2 separate regions of the Mus musculus genome follow, and region 1 is linked to region 2. The links are chromatin loops, found by intact Hi-C in ENCODE. Cell type or tissue: left cerebral cortex. All regions are shown on one strand. Each heading gives the region's core, and the rest is flanking DNA. Links, peaks and the distances in the headings are about the cores only.

The links. A loop is a pair of places that touch in the nucleus more often than their neighbours do. Peaks named below come from ENCODE experiments on the same cell type or tissue, not always from the same donor. Only the 100,000 strongest peaks of a DNase experiment are listed, where the experiment ranks them.
Region 1: a loop joins it to region 2, with 6 times the contacts of the local background. A loop is called at or near these places in 17 of 42 quality-filtered maps.

The regions. Positions count from the first base shown.
Region 1 is chr2:162,922,786-162,932,417 of GRCm38, forward strand. It overlaps Srsf6 (serine and arginine-rich splicing factor 6), which reads left to right and starts at 8,723. Exons shown (of 6, transcript NM_026499.4): 1 at 8,723-8,992; 2 at 9,209-9,357. The coding sequence starts at 8,886. In left cerebral cortex, for the core only: no CTCF peak of the experiment used is centred there; a DNase peak (open chromatin) is centred at 8,515; H3K4me3 peaks cover 965 bases; H3K27ac peaks cover 929 bases.
Region 2 is chr2:163,013,789-163,023,420 of GRCm38, forward strand. It overlaps Ift52 (intraflagellar transport 52), which reads left to right and starts at 3,565. Exons shown (of 13, transcript NM_172150.5): 1 at 3,565-3,745; 2 at 8,587-8,711; 3 at 9,562-9,632. The coding sequence starts at 8,593. Sgk2 (serum/glucocorticoid regulated kinase 2) reads left to right here. Exons shown (of 14, transcript NM_013731.3): 14 at 1-351. In left cerebral cortex, for the core only: a CTCF peak has its summit at 4,846; DNase peaks (open chromatin) are centred at 2,719, 3,278, 3,351 and 3,627; H3K4me3 peaks cover 1,766 bases; H3K27ac peaks cover 1,112 bases.

The sequences.
Region 1 (9,632 bases), core at 864-8,863, 91 kb before region 2:
GATGCAAAATGCTCAGATCACAAGACACCACAAGACAGATGTTCATGAGTAGAACTGACTTGTGTAATCAGTTCATCCAGCCAGGACCAGGACCCCAGAAACCCTGCAGGCCTCCTCTAGCCCCTCCCACACCAAGGCAACTTCCCCACCTCCAGCGCCCTGATCAGTCTGGCAGGTGACTTGTTTGTGCCATAGTGCGACTATTCAGCAGTTCAATCCTCCACTGTATGGTGGGCGGAGGGTGGCATCTGCCTGGTTTCTAGCTTGAGGGAGGCTTACCCATAATGCTGTTCCGTATTTCCATTGCTTTGCCTTGCAAGCCTGTGAACTTATTTCTGTCTGCCAGGTGTGGAATGGCTCCTCTTGGCGTGGTCACTTCCAGCTTGCAGTAGCAGAAGGCACTAGATGCACTTTCCCAAAGTAACTGTAAAAATATACACTCCCAAATATGTCTGAGTGTTCCACGACTTCCTCGCCAAACCTGAATTTTCTGTTCAGGTGTGTTTTGGTGGAAGGGAAAGGGGAGGAGAGAGGCTGCTCCTGCAAACCCTTATCCCTCCTTCCAGGGTGGTGCTTGCAATGAGTCTGGGCAGCAGCAACAGCGAGCCACAGAGAGAAGCTGGAAAATCTCCTCCCACTCCTATATCCCCAGAAAACCATGGACATGCAAGACTTTTCTGCAGATCTCCATGTCCTGGGTTCTGAACAAGCGCAGAATGGAGTCCCACCCCACTCGCTGAGACCTCACAGGGTGCCTCCACAAGAAGAAAACAGAGAAGAGAATACACAGCCTGGGGCAGGAAGGGGATGAGGGAGGGGACGGGGAGGGGGGGAGGTACAGAGTGCAGGGAGGATGCATGGGTGGAAGAGGTTCCTCTGGTAACTTGGAGCAGAAAGTAGAAGGCCGGGGTGCAGGTCTTAAGAAAGTATGTTTCAGAAACAGAGAACTGTTCAATGAGAGGGAGCTATAGGTATATGTTTGACACATTCAAAGGAAAAGCTGATAGAATAAGGTAGGAAAGGAAGGCTGTGAGACCGGATGGGGTGTGACTGTATATAAGAGCTGCCCAGCTACTGTTAAAAGGTAGTTGAGGGCCGAGTAGAGTGCTAGTCTAGCATGCTCAAGGCATGAAGGAGTTCCATTCCCTGAAGGCAGATGTAAAACACAGAGAGAGGGGGAAAAAGAGAGACAGAGACAGAGAGACAGAGACAGGCACACATATAGAAAACAGAGACACACACACACACACAGAGACAGAGACAGAGACAGAGAAATACAGGCACACACATAGAAGACAGAGACACACACACACTTAAGAATTCTTTGAAAAAATAATAAAGTGGGACTTGGTGGTACACACACCTTTATTTCCAGCAACTGAGAAACAGAGGCAGATGTATCTCTCTGAGTCTAACGTTAGCCTGTTCTGCACAGCAAGTTCCAGGCCAGCCAGGGCTACATAGTGAGATCCTGGCCCCAATGTGATTAATTTAATTAAATGGTGTCTTTAAGTTGTTCAGATCAGACCGTCTTTGTTGCAACTTGCCAACACAATAACTACTGACACTTTTACAACTTGAGAGAAGCCGTATTAGTCAGGGTTCTCTAAAGTCTCGGAATTTATGGGCTGTCTCTATTTATTAAGGGAATTTATTGTAATGAGTTACAGTCTGCAGTCCAACTAACCCAACAATGGGTAGCTGTGAACAGGAAGTCCAGGAGTCTAGTAGTAGCTCGGTCCCACGGGGCTAGTAGTTTCAGCTGGTCTTCTGTGTAAGCTGGAATCCTCAAGTAGTGGGTTCCAACGGATGTGCCGGCAAGTAAGTGTGAGCAGGTGAAGTAGAGTGAGTCTTCCATGGGCTGGAGAGAAGAGTGAGTCTTCTTCTTTCAATGTCCTTATATAGGCCTTCAGCCGTCACATTAAGGGTGTGTATCACCATGTCTGGATTTGGAACTTGGCTGGCCTTGATCTCAGAGATCAGCTTGCCTCAGTCCTAGGATTAGAGGTATGTACTACCTTGCCTGGACCTAAGCCTTTCTTGGCCACTCTGCCTCAAAATCTAGATCAAACGCGTTTGTTATCCCAAGACAAGATCGCAGTCAGAAGCCTGTGCCTTCCAGCCTCAAGATCTGAATCACAGGTGTGCCCTGCATTTCTGGATTGTAGTTCATTCCAGATGTAGTCAGGTTGACAACCAGGAGTATCCATCACAGAAGCTATGACCCTGTATAAGTGAATGGATGTAGCTGCATGCCAATAAAGCTTTATTTATAAAATAAATAGAGGGCCAGTTGAGCTAAGGCCCTAGTTTGCAGGGACATGTGCACAATTGAATCCTCCATGCTAAAAATAGATCACACAACCCCCATTTGGGAAATGTATGTCCTGTGTTCTTTTGAATCAAGAGTATTCCAGAGCTGGAACAAGCTTCCGTGGACTGTTGTCACGCAGACTTTCAGGGGTGGGGTTGCTGAGTGAAAGGTTTATGAACTTAGTTTTTTAAAATCCTTCCCGTCTCTACTTTCTCTGACACCCATTCTGGATTGTCCTGCTGTTTTTCTACCTTCTTTTTAAATTTTTTATTTATTATGTATTCAGCACATATACATATGCCCGAAGGCCAGAAAAGGGCACCAGATCTCATTACCGATGTTTATAAGCCACCATGTGGTTGCGGGGATCTGAACTCAGGACCTCTGAAAGAGCAGACAGTTCTCTTAACCTCTGAGCCATCTCTCCAGCTCCCAGTTTTTCTACCTTCTCAACCACAACTCCCTAAGGTTTGTTGTTTGTTTGTTTTTCCTGAATTTGACTCAAATCTCAGAGTTTCCGTGGTAAGCAGAATGTTCCCTCCCTTAAAGATCCCCACATCCTAAATCCTAGAACGTGGAATGTCACCCTCCATAGCAAAAGGGATTTTGCAGAGAAAAGGCCTTTTAGCTTGAAGTAGGGAGCTTGTCTTGATATATGCAGATGAGCCCACTGGGGTCCACATAGAGGCAGGAAGAGCACTGGCTCAGAGAGGGACATGTGGCCATGGAAGCTGGGATCGAAGTCCGAGTGATCTGAGTGATCCGGGTCACAGAGCCCACCAAGTTAATGGCTTTGAAAAAGGCAGAATCAACAAGCCTGAGAACACAAACAACCTCTACACACTGGAGAAGGAGAAAGGAATAGATTCTCGCCCTGGGGCCTCCAGAAGGTCTTACTGTCTCCTTTGTTTTTGCCCAGAAAACCATGGAGACTTCTGACCTTCATACCTGAAGATGACACATTTGTGATGCTTTAAGCCACTGACTTGCTGGTACTTTGTTACAGTGCCTTAAGTATACATAGGGGGCTGGAGAGATGGCTCAGTGGTTAAGAGCACTGACTGCTCTTCCAGAGGTCCTGAGTTCAATTCCCAGCAACCACATGGTGACTCACAACCATCTGTAACAGGGTCCGATGCCCTCTTCTGGTGTGTCTGAAGACAGCTACAGTGTTTTCATATACATAAAATAAAATTAATTAAATAAATCTTTTGTTTTTTGTTTTTTGTTTTTTCAAGACAGGGTTCCTCTGTATAGCCCTTGCTGTCCTGGAACTCACTTTGTAGACCAGGCTGGCCTCAAACTCAGAAAACTGCCTGCCTCTGCCTCCCGAGTGCTGGGATCAAAAGCGTACGCCACCACGCCTGGCAAAATAAATAAATCTTAAAGAAAAATAAGTATACATATTTAAGGGCGAAAGATTTATGCAGTCTGAAGAGACCTGTAATGGTGGTGCACGCCTTTAATCCCAGGACTCAGGAGGCAGAGGCAGGTGGATCTCTGAGTTTGAGGCCAGCCTGCTCTACAGAGTGAGTTCCAGGACAGTCAGGTTTACATGGAGAAACCCTGTCTTAGGAAGGAAACAAAACCTGTACATAGGAGTTGATGCTGAGGGTAGATCTTGGTGGAAGAGCACTTTCCTGGTATTGTGTCTTTGTTAGGGTTTCCATTGCTGTGAAGAGATACCATGACCAAGACAACGCTTATAAAGGACAACATTTAATTGAGGCTGGCTTACAGGTTCAAAGTGTCAATCTATTATCATCATGGCAGAAAGCACAGCAACATCCAGGCAGGCATGGTGGTGAAGGAGCTGAGAGTTCTACATCTTCATCCAAAGGATGCTAGGAACAGACTGTCCTTAGGCAAGTAAGGTCTGAAAGCCCACCCCCACAGTGACACACCTCCTCCAACAAGGCCACACCTCCTAGTGTGCTACTTCCTGGGCCAAATATATTTAAACCACCACGAATGGGTTCAGTTCCCAGCATCAGACAAATTGTATAGAAAAATTAATCTAATCCTCAGGACGCAACGCTCAGGTCTGGTCTGCAGCGCATCCTCTCCGGAGTTTTTCCACCTTATAACAACACACAGACTTGTCTCTCTCGTCCCTCACACTTTCCTGTGTAGCACCGACAGAATTTGTTTACAAATTCGTACTAGAAGCATTTTTCCCGGGATGGGCTTGGGTGCTGTAGGTTCAGATTTGTGTGTTTAGTATGACAACAGCATGTCACTCAGATGACATAAAATATTTGGCTAATTCAACATATGCCGGCCCTTAGGAGCTACCACCTCAATGTCTAGTAACATCTCGTTGAAAACTCTGGTTAAACTGGGTGTGGTGGTGCACGCCTTTGATCCCAGCACTTGGGAGGCAGGGGCAGGCAGATTTCTGAGTTCGAGGCCAGCCTGGTCTACAAAGTGAGTTCCAGGACAGCCAGGGCTATACAGAGGAACCCTGTCTTGAAAAACCAAAAAAAGAAAGAAAGAAAGAAAGAAAGAAAGAAAGAAAGAAAGAAAGAAGGGAGGGGGAGGGAGGGAGGGAGGGGAGAGGGAGAAAGAAAGAAAGAAAGAAAGAAAGAAAGAAAGAAAGAAAGGAGGGAGGGGGAGGGAGGGAGGGAGGGGAGAGGGAGAAAGAAAGAAAGAAAGAAAGAAAGAAAGAAAGAAAGAAAGCAAACTGATTAATCCTTAGCCACACAAACACTAAGGAGGTCCCGACCTCTCACATAAGGACCAGTTCTCAAAAGGAGCAGTTCTGTGTGTTGATATTTGCTCTATTGCTGACCTGGCCCACAGGTCAGTCAACAGGGTCTGTAAGAGAGAGAGAGTGGGGATGGAGGGGCAAGTGACGAGAAGAATGGAGACAAGACAGGCTATCTGATCAAGTCTCAAGTCTCATTTATTGGAAGGCAACTATGGGTTTATAAGCACAAATTGAGGACTGTAGCTTAGCCACAAGTGCCTTGCAGCTGGGGGCACTAAGCCACAAGTCCAGGCTGTGTCTGAGAAGATCAGGTTGTTATCAGAGTGTGTTCAGCTGTGGTGTGAGCTGCTTGCAAAAACATCGTGCTAGGAAAACAAGCAGGGTGGAAAAGTACCCACCTGTAAGTAAATAGCCTGAGGTGGCTGCAGAGATGATAGCTGCTTTCTGCTAGGAATCAGCTCCCAACATTTTGCTATGTATTATAATGCTAAATTCTATAGCTGAAGGCCTATGCCTGGGAGTGACTTCTCCGGTTTACAAGCTGTTGTTGTGCAAACCTTGTTCCTTGGTTTAAAACTATTGGTTAAATAAAATTGGCTACTGCCAATTCCTGGAGGAACTAGAGGTGGGTGGTTTTGGGTGATGTGGTTGGAGGAGAGATTGGGAGAAGAGAAGAAGTGGCCAGGAGGGGAGAACCATGAGCACATGGCCAGGAGAAACAGCAAGTATCTGGGGCACACCACTGGGGAGCCAGCCAGGCCAGCAGTCAGAAGAGGAAACTAGTGATTACCCACCAGTAAGCAGTCAAAGCCAAATAAAATGGCCACAGTCTGAGTCTCATTTATTTGTAAGCTAGTTAGAATAAGCTTAAAGTGGTTCTTCTACACTGTCCCTCAGCAGCTGCTGTCACTTTCTGAAGGCTTACCACATTTTTTTTTTCAGTCACATTGGATATGGGAGTAGACCACTGGCACTTACATGGATAGAGCTCAGGGAGTCTGTTGAGTGTCCCACAGCACAGAGGATCACCCGTGACAAAAAAACCATCTGACCCAGGGGCCAGCAACGTGGAGACTGAGAGCCCGGCTCTAAATGGATCTCCTGCAGATGTTCTGAAAGTTTTATTTTACCCAGGGATATTTGTTTGAGACAGGGTCTCAGTATGTAGCCCAGGCTGGCTTTGAACTCACAGAGATTCCCCCTGTCTCTGCCTCCCAAGTTCTGGGGGCAATTTGGAGATAAATAAATATATATATTTATCTAAAAGTGTGTATGTGTTTAGAGGTATGTACTTATGTGTGCGGAGGTCCACAAAAGCCAGAGGCATTGGATTCCCCCCTGCAACTAGAGTTATAGGTGTTTGTGAGATACTTGAATTTCATTCTAGGTACCCAGGTCAGGTCTTCGGCAGCAAACCATTGAACCATATCCCCAGCGCCTTGCTCAGTTGACTGATCCTCTTGCCCGGAAGTCTGATCTGCTGGTGTTACAGGTGTGCACCACCGCACCTGGCTCAGAAGATTTTAAATGAGGGTTTGGACTGGCTTGGCACCGTTTACACAAATCTCCCGCAGACAAGCCTCAGAGATCTATCTATCAGACTGATGGCATGGATGGGCCATCAGTCAGATGCTCTGGGCAGAACTTCCCAGAGCAGCCTCTGCTGCATTCCACACAAATACTCTGGGGTGGCTGTGTTAGTTGAGATTTCACATGGTAACAGAATCAGTTGGGGGTGGGAGGGAGATGTGGTGAGCGAACCTGTAGGAACTGGCTCTCATTGATATTGAGGCTCTGGAGTTCCAAACTAGCATGTGCATCAAGTGTGGAGGCCAAGGGTCACCTCAGGTGTCATTCCACAGGAACGGTCAAGCTCCAGAAGCAAGCAGTTTCCCAACAGACCCTTCCCTTCCTTGTTTTTAAGACAATGCCTCAAACTTAGCCAAGGCTAATCTAGAACCCATAGCAGTCCTCCTTCCTCAGCTCCCGGATGCTGAGAACAGGCATCAGATACTGCACCTGACTATCTGGCTTTTCCCTCCCCCAGCCCACTAAAAAAATAAATAGACTCTCATGCTGCGCACTTGTCATTTCAGTTTGTTGCTTTTGCAAAGTACCAAGTTAGGTCGGCAACAGGACTCCCCAGTGCTGCTGATCCAACTAGGAACTTTGGAAGATAAATGATCTCATGGGTTGTCTTGTGTGTGTGTAGAACATGAAAGTAGAAAGGGAACTATGTGAAGGAAACAAGGATAAGGGAAGAGGGGAACAAAATATGGTAATAGGGTAGGAGAATGACAAATACTGGCTTTTTCGTCTCGTGTGGAATCCAGATGTGTGTTTGCTTTTACAAATAATTTTAAAATGTGTTATCATCACACTTAGTTATTTATTGAAGGCATGACACGCATCAGGAGGTCAGAGGACAACTTGCAAGAATTGTTTTTGTTGTTGTTGTTGTTCCTTCTACCGTGTGGGTCTCTAGGATCAAAGTCGGGTCCTCCAGCTTGGCAGCAAGCACCTTTACCGGCTTCAGTCTTCTCACCACTCACAAATAAATTTTAACAAGTTTTTAGAAATTGACAATTTGATAAAACTGTTATGTGTTGACTTCATTCTGTGTTCCATGAATATTTTTAAAAGCTGTCTACATATATATATTTATATTTCTAACTTAAGGACGTTCTCTTCCCTCGAGAATACTATTAACACATCTCCCTGTGTGCTATCAACATTGCCGGTCTGCCCCAGAGGACAGAATCTTCTCTCATTATAGCTGAAAAGCCTGAGGCTGCCCAGATTCTGGGCAGAAAACAAATTCCTAAAGAGCAGGTACTAACTCAATGGCAGTCTTTTCTCTCAGCTTTTATCACACCGTGCTCTGCTTTCGGTTTCCTTACCTCTCTAGCCAAACCTTCGCCGTGCTTTGAATACTCCCAAGGCATGCTCCTTGATAGTCAATTAACTTTACTCCAGGGCAGTGGGGCTGTTTTGTTTAACTCTACAGCATTAGATGTCACCTCCATAAACTCCTAAGTGTGTATTTCTGCTTTATAAATAGTTTGCCTTCGGATCCAACCAGGTTAAGGACAGTATGGATAGGAAAGGGGATAGGGGGTCTTGGAGGACCATGGGGCCCAGCCATGCTCCCTTTGTGAACGGCCGCGGCGAGCGCGGGATTCAGAGCTGTCAGAGCTCCGAGCAGAGGGAGGGATGCCACCCAGACCAGCCACAGCACCTCCCCCGCTGGTCACTAAACCTCGGGGACAGATCCCGAGCCGCTGAGAAACTAAGGAACTGTCCGACTCCCAAGAGCGTGTACTCAACGAAACCAGTGCGAGCTACCCGCTGAAGGGAAAGAGCAACCTCTTTTTTTTTAGTAGACCAATCAGAGACCAAGATGGCCTAGACTGACAGCCCGGACAACCAATGAGAAATAAAACTCGTTCTCCGCGTGCCTGGGCACAAGAACAGTTTATTAGGCACGACTCAAAAGGTCCGGGCCTCGGCTGTTTACGCTGATGGCTGCACAGCGCCAGGGGACATGACAGTAGCGAAATCAACTCCCAGCAAGCACGGCACGCGCCGCGGGCCGCCCCAACACATCCGGAGCGGCCCGCGGCGCGGGAGAGGACGTGCTGCGCGACGACGTCACGCGCTGCGCCGCGCCGCGCCCCGCCCCCGGGCACTTATAGCGTAGGCCGGCGCGCGCGCGCGCACCATTGTGTGGCTGACTCGGCCGCCGCTGCGGTGTGAGGCGCGTGTTCGGGCCTTCGCCGTCCCCGCACCCGCACCGCAGCCCTGCCCCGCGGCCCGCCGCCCCTCCGCCAGCCTCCCGGAGGACACCCGTGGGTCACGGCCATGCCGCGCGTCTACATAGGACGCCTGAGCTACAACGTCCGCGAGAAGGACATCCAGCGCTTTTTCAGCGGCTACGGCCGCCTCCTCGAGATCGACCTCAAAAATGGGTGAGTCGGGTCTGGGAGGCCGCGCCCCGCGGCGGAGAGAGGTCCCCCAAGGACCCGAGGCGGCCAAGGCCGCGGCGCCGCGTGGCAGGGCCTCTAAAATGGCGGCGGCGGCGGCGCCCCGAGCGCGCGCGCGCGGGGGAGGGCGCGGGAGCGCGCGGCGCCGGCTAACGACACGCCCGCCCGCCGGTGCGCGGCTCGCGCTCCGCCCCTCCGCAGGTACGGTTTCGTGGAGTTCGAGGACTCCCGGGATGCCGACGATGCCGTGTACGAGCTCAACAGCAAGGAGCTGTGCGGCGAGCGCGTGATCGTAGAGCACGCCCGGGGCCCGCGCCGCGACCGCGATGGCTACAGCTACGGAAGCCGCAGTGAGTCCTTACCCCCGCGCGCTCCGCGTCCTGGGTACCTGGGGGGGGCGGGGGTTGGGGGCGCAGGGCGGGTGCAGTCACTTGGGTGGGCAGGGTGGGACCTCCCCAGCCCGGGCAGGCGCGGAGGCCGGGGCTTGTCGGCCCTGGGTGTTCCCGGGGCCCCTCTACCTCCACGCATGCCCGGGTAGCCGTGGGACACCGGAGCGCGGGGAATGGGGTCGGGTGGCCGGTTGACTTAAGTTTGGAAGGAGTGGCTTCAGTTGGCCCTCTTTGGC
Region 2 (9,632 bases), core at 882-8,881:
ACTTTTGTGTGCTAAGCAAGAGAAAAGGAGGAACGGGACAGAGGTGGGCTGCCCAGAAACCGTCTGGTGGCTTCCTTTAGTGTGTCGTAAATCTCCACCTCTCCTGGAATGCAGCCTGGGCACAAGCTACCTCTCGTAGTAAAAGGGTTCAAATGCTGAGAGAAAGGGGAGGATGTAGGTGACCAGCACTCTGGGAGAGAGCCTCTTGGTATCTGAATTTATATTTCAGTGTATACATTGATGAAATGTAATAAGCCTGTCATGTGTTGTCTTTGGTTTGAGGTTGCTCTATGTGGACGGTGTCTTTGTTTCAGGTAATATTAAATGCACTGGATATTATTTGTTACTGGGTATGGTTGCCTCAACACCTTTCAATATTCAAGGAATTCTCTACTTTTGAGCCTCTGTTGGAGCAGAGTGGGGCGGGGGAGATGACTTCCATTTAGAATTGCAGGAAATGATAGATTCTGACTTCTTCATCCTTCTCTTAGCTTAAGTGAGACATTTGGTCCAGAGATGCATCTGTGCCATATCTGGGCCCAAGAATGGGTCTGTGAACTCCGAGTTCCTCCTGGAGAAGGGTCAACGGTGCAGACTGTAGCAGCCAGTCCCTAGAAGCCTCGAGCTTTCCTTTGAAGATTGCAGTCTTTTAACACACTCCCTTTTTACATAGCTGTCCAAAGTCAGCCTCAGAGCATGTCTCCTGGGCGAGTCGTAGAGCTGATGTTCCTGTCGGTTAGGGGTCTTCTTCCAATGACCCTAAGGGAATGATCACTTCCCCTTTTGTCAACGGAAGAGACAGGGTCAGAGAAACTTTGAGGCTTGAAGGCCACACCACTAACGGGCTGGAATGGTAATCTATATTTGACCTAGGACTCTACCTTGTAACCTTTGGACAGGTCTACTCCTCCCTTAGGCTCTTAGGGCCAAGAATTCTCCTCAAAGATGGGAATAGTGCACATGCCCTGAAAACCAGGGAGGCCGAAGATGTGTGGCTCTGGGAGTTCCAGGGCAGCCTGGTCTACAAAGTGAGTTCCAGGCAGTCAGGGAGATACAATGTGACCATATCTCAAAAATAAAAGTCTCTTAGAATAAAGCAAGAATTGTCTAGAATGAACCAGAAAGTGATCTAGAAGGGTCTTGACGAGACCTTCCCTCCTGATCTGGACCTGGTTATCAAGTTCATGTGCTTTACCGTAAGGACAGAGCTGATCTTGGAGGCCAGTATTCTGGCTAGCTATTAGGCTGTAGGTGTTCAGAATTCATCATTTCAGAAGGTAATGCTGACTAGCCAGACGTGGGCATGTGATGCATGTTCAAGACACTGCCCATGCGCTGTAGATTATTCTGTTTTACTTTAGTTTCTTTCCCACAAACTCCTGGCACACACTTCAGGGTAGCCTCATTAGCTGGCTGGTTTGGGGACAATGGGAGGACTTTTCTTTGAATCAGTGTATGCTGGTGATTTTTACTGACTTTCCCTCTATATTTGGTCCCACTCCTTTCCTCTCAGTTTTGTCCCCTTTGTCCCTTGCCCTAGGAATGAAGAGGGGAGGCAGGGCTCAGGGCTGGGACACATTAAAAACCAAAGAGAACACCTGCAACACTGTTCTATTGGAGATCAAAGCTCAGTCAAGAATTACTATTAAGCTTTGATACGGAAAGAAACTGGTTCTTATCTTTCCTAGTGTGGGTTAACTGCTAGAGGTGAGACACAAGGAGAGGACAAATCTTCCCTCTTACAGGAGGGTGACTGTCCGAAACCTGAACATGCTGCCAGAAGTCCACAATCAGCTGTTCTAAGATTGTAAAGTCACAGAATGCTTCACCAAGATAGAAAATGAACAAGTATACTATGAAACTGACATATATATATATATATATATATATACATATATATATATATATATATATGAATATCCCATTTCAAAATTTGTATTGATGGGGGCTGAAGAGATGGCTCAGAGGTTAAGAGCACTGGCTGCTCTTCCAGAGATCCTGCGTTCAATTCCCAGTAACCACATGGTAGGTCATAACAATATATAATGAGGTCTGGTACCCTCTTCTGGTGTGCAGTCATACATGTAGGCAGAACACTGTATACATAGTGTTCTAAAATATATCCTTTTGAAATTCGTATTTGGCCAGGCGATGGTGGCGCACACCTCCCAGCACTTGGGAGGCAGAGGTAGGCAGATTTCTGAGTCTGAGGCCAGCGTGGTCTACAAAGTGAGTTCCAGGACAGCCAGGGCTACACAGAGAAACCCTGTCTTGAAAAAAAACAAACAGAGCAAGAGAGAGAGAGAGAGAGAGAGAGAGAGAGAGAGAGAGAGAGAGAGATTGAGATTCATATTTGTATGTGTGTGTGTGCGCGCGCGCATAAACATGCCACAGAATACTTGTAGAGGTCAAGAGGACAATTTACAGAAATCGGTTCTCTACTTCGATTATGTGGGACTCGGGGATTTAACTCAGGATGTCAGGCTCAGCCTTTTTACCTGCTGAGCCATCTCAATTCAATCCATAATCCTCATAATAAACCTTTAGAATCTATCCTCAATTTACACGTAGAAAATGCTCCAATTAAGCAGCATGTTCAAGTTCACCAGATACAAGTCATTTCTCAGACACCGGACTTCGGAGCAGCTGACTCTAAAACCCTCAAGCTCCTTCTGCAACTTGGTACAGTGAGAGAACTGCTCCAGGAGCTGCTCCCGGTCTGGTGTCCTGGCACTTCTAGTACACTTACAGTACCGAATGATCCCGTGACTTGCCCAAGTCCAGATCCTGATCATTTGCATCCTTAATTGCACACTTGATCATTTGCATCCTTAATTGCACACTCTATTCAATTCTGCAGCACTCCACTAGAAAAGTTTCCTGGCTGAGACTTAACTCAATGGTACAGCTCACGATGTGGAAGGCTCTGGATTTGATCTTCAGTGGGAGAGAAGAGATCGTTCTCTTTCACACTCTTTCCCACTTTCTAAAATCGTCATAACCACAGTCGTGAAAAGTGCCTTAAAACTTGTGTATTTTAATATCCTTAACGCATACTGCTCTGTATTAAGACATAGATGAAAATAAAAACTGCTGAGCTTCCTACATGTGCCTGCTCCAAGTTTTGAGGCTGCAGAGGCTTTGACTACAAAGCCACAGACAGCCCTCTCTCAGTGAAGCCTCTGCGGAAGCAAGCGTGTTTCCCGTTTCCATGGCAACCGTTGGCCCAAGCCAGTACCTCTTCCCGAAACGCTTCCCCAGCTCCACAATAGTACTACATCTCCGGCGCGTCACCACTCCCTACCCCAGCTTCTACTTCTAAATTTTGGTAAGACCTGGCATTTTAGGTCTCCTGATCGCTACCCGGCAAGAGCCTGCCCGGAACCTGCGTCCAGGCCAGGCCGGGGCGTGGCTTGCCGCAGCAGTCCCCGCCCATAGGCAGGCCGGAATTCCCGGCCTGGGGACCTACCATCTTATTGGTCTTTAATAGCAGTTGCTAGCAAATGAACAATATAGGTTCCCTATTAAAAAGTGACTCCTTCAGTTTGGATACAGTCTTTACCGGGAAACGGGCCAGCCCAGCGCTAGCCCCGAACCCCTACCCAACAGCCCCCAGCGTCCGCAGCCACCAGACACAGCACGTCTGTCGCGCTGTCGTCATCACGCCACGACGGAAGTCACTCGGGGCCCGGAGCCACGCCTTCTCGGCGCGCGGCCTTGGATACCTGGCGGCCTCTGGCCTCAGGTAAGGAGAGGTCGGGTTGTGCGGGCCGCCAGGTCGTTGGTCTGGCTGGAGACGATGACGGCCTCGCCATGCCGCTCTGGAGACCCCTAGGCCAGCCTTGTGGGAATCCCGAGGTCGGCAGAGGTAAACTGAGGACGCGGAAGTGGGCTGGGAACTGGTCCTGGCGATGATGTAGAATTTCTAGCTCCTCGGACTGCGCGGATTTGTCGTAGTCCTGTAGAATATGAAAAAACCTAGGATGGGGAGCCATCAAATCAGACTCAGCTATCGTTGCAACCACGCTTGGTGTTTTTCGTCACTTTGGCAAAATTTAGTATACCATGTTAGATTATTGAAGAAAAAATAAGAGAATGGTTGGGCAGTGCTACCCAAATATTGTTTCAATATTCTTATTATTACCGATTTTTAAACCTTATCCTATTCTTAGGGAAACTCATTTCTAATTCTAATAGGACAGGACCCCAGATCTACTGCTCCTTCAGAAGGAGGTGGTGGGGTTAAACTACAGTAAACTGTTACCTCGAAGTGTATTCTTCCGTTAAGAGCAATTCAGTACTCAGAGAAGGGTATTCACTTTTCCCAGAAATCTGCTCCCACCCCAAATACGTCTCAAAAGCAGAAAAATATAAATCTCAGTACTGTGATGTTTGGGTTCTTTGTGGCACCGTGTAGTAATAGGTCAATATCACTAACATGATCGTTGTGACGTTCTAATCAGGAAACTGGAGAAGGCAGAGTACAGCATTGTAGGTACACAAAATGAAAACAAGCATGTTCAAGTACAGCTCTGTTAGCCGGCTGTGATGGCACACACCTTTAACCCCAGCTTGGTCTACAGAGAGAGTGACAGTGCTACACAGGAGGAACACTGTCTCGAAAAACCATAAATAAATAAACAAAGAAAGAAAGAAAACCGGCTGGTGAGATGGCTCAGTGGGTAAGAGCACCTGACTGCTCTTCCGAAGGTCCAGAGTTCAAATCCCAGCAACCACATGGTGGCTCACAACCATCCGTAACAAGATCTGACTCCCTCTTCTGGTGTGTCTGAAGACAGCTACAGTGTATTTACATATAATAAATAAATAAATCTTTAAAAAAAAAAAAGAAAGAAAACAAGCAAAAAAATAGCCGTGTCATGTGAAGTCAACATGACAAAATGTTTTCAATTTCATTGAAGGGGTTAAGGCTGCAGCTTAGTTAATAGACTGCCTGCATGAGACCCTGGGTGTCTGCCTGGTCCTCAGAACAGGGAAAAAAAAAAAAAAGTCATTTGAGAGGCAGCGGCATGGCGGCAATGTGCCTGTAATCCCAGCACCCAGGAAACTAAGGCAAGACATTAAAGAGTTCAAGGCCGTCCTCCACTGCACAGTGCATTAGAGGCGAACCTAGATTATAGGAGATTGTCTCAGAAGAAACAGTATATTGAAGGTCTCTCCTATCAGCTCTTAAAACATGGATTGGAATTGTGCAGTCGCCTAGTAATTTAGGTAAAAAACAATGGTACCCAATATGAGCATCAGAGTAGTTTCAAATGGACCAAAAATAGTTTATATATATATATATATTTCTTTTTTATTTACATTTGTTTGTTGTGTGTATGTGGTACTGAGTGCTCATGGAAGAGAAAGGACGTCATCCTATGGGTGTTTCAGGCTTGGGGGCAAAGTGTCTGCAACTACTGAGCCATCTCTTCAATCTACAAGTGGACGTAAATTTCAGTGTTAAAAAATTATATCATAGGGCTGAAGAAATGGCTCAGTAGTTATAAAAACACTGGCTGTTCTTCCAGAGGACCCAGCTTCAAATCCCAGTACCCAGTACACATGGCAGTTTACAACTTCTGTAACTGCAGGGATTGGACACCTTTATACACATAGACATACACTTTGGCAAAACACCAATGCACATAAAAAGAAAATACATAGCACGTTTGCCTGCACAAGACCTACAACAGATTGGGCCTGTCAACATTGTCTCGTGGAGGGGACAGGTCAGGAGGCCTTGCCCCTCCCTGAGACTCTGTGGGCACTTAAAAGTTGCTGGGACAGGGGAGACATTTTCTTCAATGGTAAGGCATCACCACACATTTCTCACATTCCCACAAGCAATCCAAACTATGGTTATTTAAAAAAAAAAAAAAAAAAAAAAAAAAAAAGACATGAAAGTAGAGGGAAACCTGTCTGGGAAGAAGGGAGTCAGTGAGCGGGCACAGGAGCTCATAGGGAGAGGGTGGTGCAAGTACCTTATGTGCATTCTCGGAATTATCACATTAATATATGCTAATACATTTGTTTGTTTGTTTGTTTGTTTGTTTCGAGACAGGGTTTCTCTGTGTATCTCTGGCTGTCCTGGAACTCACTCTGTAGACCTGGTTAGCCTCTAACTCAGAAATCCGCCTGCCTCTGCCTCCCAAGCGCTGGGATTAAAGGTGTGCGCCACCACCGCCCGGCCTAATAAAAATCTTAATAAAAAGGAGTTATATCACAAAAGCCCAAGAAAAAGACAAAATTGGATATACTTAAAAATCTTACCACAGGGAAAGCTCTTCTAAATGCATTGTGCCTTGCAGAATCCAGAATGAGAAACATTAATACTTTTGGATTTATAAAATGATTTATGACCTGCAAAATTAAGTCAAAAGTTAAGCAAAAATTAAGTTACCAGAAGCCACGACTAAAGGCAAATAAACTTTTGAAAAACTTTTTTGATGGCTGATTAGAAAAGTATATTCACTACTACTCAGGACGAAGATTAAGATTTTGCCAGGCGTGGTGGCGCACGCCTTTAATCCCAGCACTCGGGAGGCAGAGGCAGGCAGATTTCTGAGTTCGAGGCCAGCCTGGTCTACAAAGTGAGTTCCAGGACAGTCAGGGCTATACAGAGAAACCCTGTCTCCAAAACAAAACAAAACAAAACGAAAAAACAAAAAACAAACAAAAGTATAAAACCCCATGGAAAAATGACCAGAGGACTCAGGAAAATGAGAAGAAATACAAATGGTCGATGGCCAATGTGGTAGTTTTTCCTTATCTGCAGTAGCTATTCTAAGACAGTCAGTGGATTCCTGGGACTACAAACAGTATCAAATTGTGTGTGTGTGTTTATAATAACTAATATTACTGGGGCTGGAGAGATGACTCCAGGGTTAAGAGTACTGGCTGTACTTCCAGAGGTCCTGAGTTCAATTCCCAGCAACCACGTGGTGGTTCATAACCCTCTATAATGTTATCTGATGTCCTCTTCTGGCATGCAGGCATACATGCAGATGGAGCACTCATAAGTATATAAATAAGCAAGCTGATAATACAAAGTAAAATTTGTTTTGAATTGGTTTCTCTCAAAATACCTTATTCTGGGCTTACCGCTGTGGTTGAGATTATACAGTGCCTGTGTGGCAATGCATTATTAGGATATTGTCATGGTGCACTGACTAGAGCCCTATGATACCAAGACCATCAGTCTGATTGACAGAATTGGTAACTGAATGACTAATAGCGAGGTAATATGAATAGCATAGGCTACACGAAGAAATGACTCATGTCCAGGGCTAGGTAGTGTAGGATAGTGTTAAGATCTCATCATACAAGCTTGGAGGGACATACCTTTAATCCTAGCACTCAGGAGGCAGTGGCAGGTGGCTCTCTGTGAGTTTGAGGGTAGCCTGTGAATTTGAGGGTAGCCTGGTCTATAGAGCTGGTTCCAGGACAGCCAAGGCTACACACACACACACACACACACACACACACACACACACACAAATTGTCTAAAAAAAAAAAGATTTCATTATACTACCCAGATGGTTCTTATTTCTGGAACTTTCCATTTAAATTTCAGACCATATTTAACCTCTCTTAAAACTAGACCCTTGAGAAGCAAAGCCACAGATAAGAGCCTTTTTGTTGTTGGTGGTGGTGGTAAAGATGACAAAGACTGAAAAATAGTGGTATGTGGGAACAAATTGTTAACGGAAATATAGGTTATTAGTGTTTTGAAGGGTAGTTTGTACAATACCACATTCACATGTTTTTAGGGAGATGGAGAGATGGTTCAGCAGTTAAGGGATACACTGCTCTGGCAGAGGACTCTGGTTTGGTTCCCAGCACTCACATCCGGTGACATATAACTGTCTGTAAGTCTGCTAGGGAACCTGCCTCCTGGCACATGTGTATACATACATATAAGTAAATTTAAATGAGGCTAACTGGCATGTAGATGCAGACCTTAAATCCCAACACTTGGAGACAGAGACAGGTGAGTCTCTGTGAATTTGAGGCCATCTTCGTCTACATAATGAGTGTCAGGACAGCCAGAGCTACATAGTAAGACCCTATCTCAGATAGATAGATAGACAGACAGACAGAATTTTTAAATGAGTCTAGGTAAATAGATAAAATTTTAAAAGTCTAGGAATGTTTTTAGTCTTTTACTATAGCAAAGAAAATTGACAAAACATGCCATTAAGTTTATGATTGGTTAAATAGTTGTATTATGTCCTCAATACAGAATACTGTGTAGTTACTTGGAAGAATTGGTTCATATGTAAAGGAAGGTTTTCGTATATGCAGTGTGTTTCAGAGTAGCATTTATGGTAAGATCTTATTTTATAAAATAAGTTGTGCCTAAAATAATATGGAGACATATACCCTACACTTGTCAGGAGTGAGCAATCTCAGCATACAACAGGAGGGTGGTGGTAGGAAAAGACATGAAAGTAGGCAGGTAGGAGAGCCAGAGTACACAGCCTGAGAGCTAAAGCCAGGCAGGCTCAGGCTGGGTCGGCTCTCTCAGCCTTTGAGGGCACTTTTAAATTACTGCTTCTTTGGTTTGTCTTTATCTATAAGGTAACCATGGAGAAGGAGCTGCGGAGTACCATTCTTTTCAATGCATACAAAAAGGAGGTGTTTACCACCAACACTGGCTACAAATCTTTGCAGAAAAGACTTCGGAGTAATTGGAAGATTCAGAGGTGATTGTGGGTACTGCTTTCTGAGTGATAATGGTGACCTGATGGTAGAACTTGTCAATAGTTTTAAGATTGGTTAGCGTATTATTAAGTTGCCCTCCAATAAAAAACCAAAGATTCATTATAATTATGCATATATAATATTTTAAGATATCAGACGTTTTCTCCATATTTTATATTTAATCTTAGCTAAGAGACAGACACATTTTAGGTTTGTTTAACATTTCAGATTAGGGAAGGAAAAGTGAGAATTAAATGAAAATGTCTTTGTTTTCAGATGAGCTTTCTTTAAATGTCTTTTCCCCCTGTGGACATGAGGATGAACTGAAGACCCTACACAGGCTACACAAGCACTCTACCACTCAGTTACAGCTCTACTCCGTAGGGTTTGGGGGTTTGTTTTGTTTTACTTTAATGAGTGAAAACATGTAGTTGTGTAAGTTAAGGTTAGAGCCAGGCTTTGTGGCATGTGCCCGAGTCTCGGCACTTGGGAGGTAGCAGTAGAGTAGGGCTTCAAGGTTAGACTTGGCTACATAGTAATTTTGGCACTAATCTGGGCTATGAGTCCCTGCCTTACAATATAAATATACTAATGGAAGAGTTTATTGAATTAGCATTTGGAAGACTTCTTTATACTTTAGTGGTGGTTAACTTGAACTCCTTTGCTTATTGGGAGTTTCTGAACCTAGCCTGGATGCCTCTAGGGCAGTCCAGTGAGGGGCTCTCACTTGGGGAAAGAGGCTGCTCTAAGGTCCTGTCTCAGTCTTTATAGTTCTATATAGTCAAGAGGCTACAATAACTCATAAATTGACTTAAATTATGGCTCTAATTTACTCTTAAAATCACTTTTCAGCTTGAAAGATGAAATCACTTCTGAGAAGTTAATTGGGGTGAAACTATGGATCACAGCTGGACCAAGGGAAA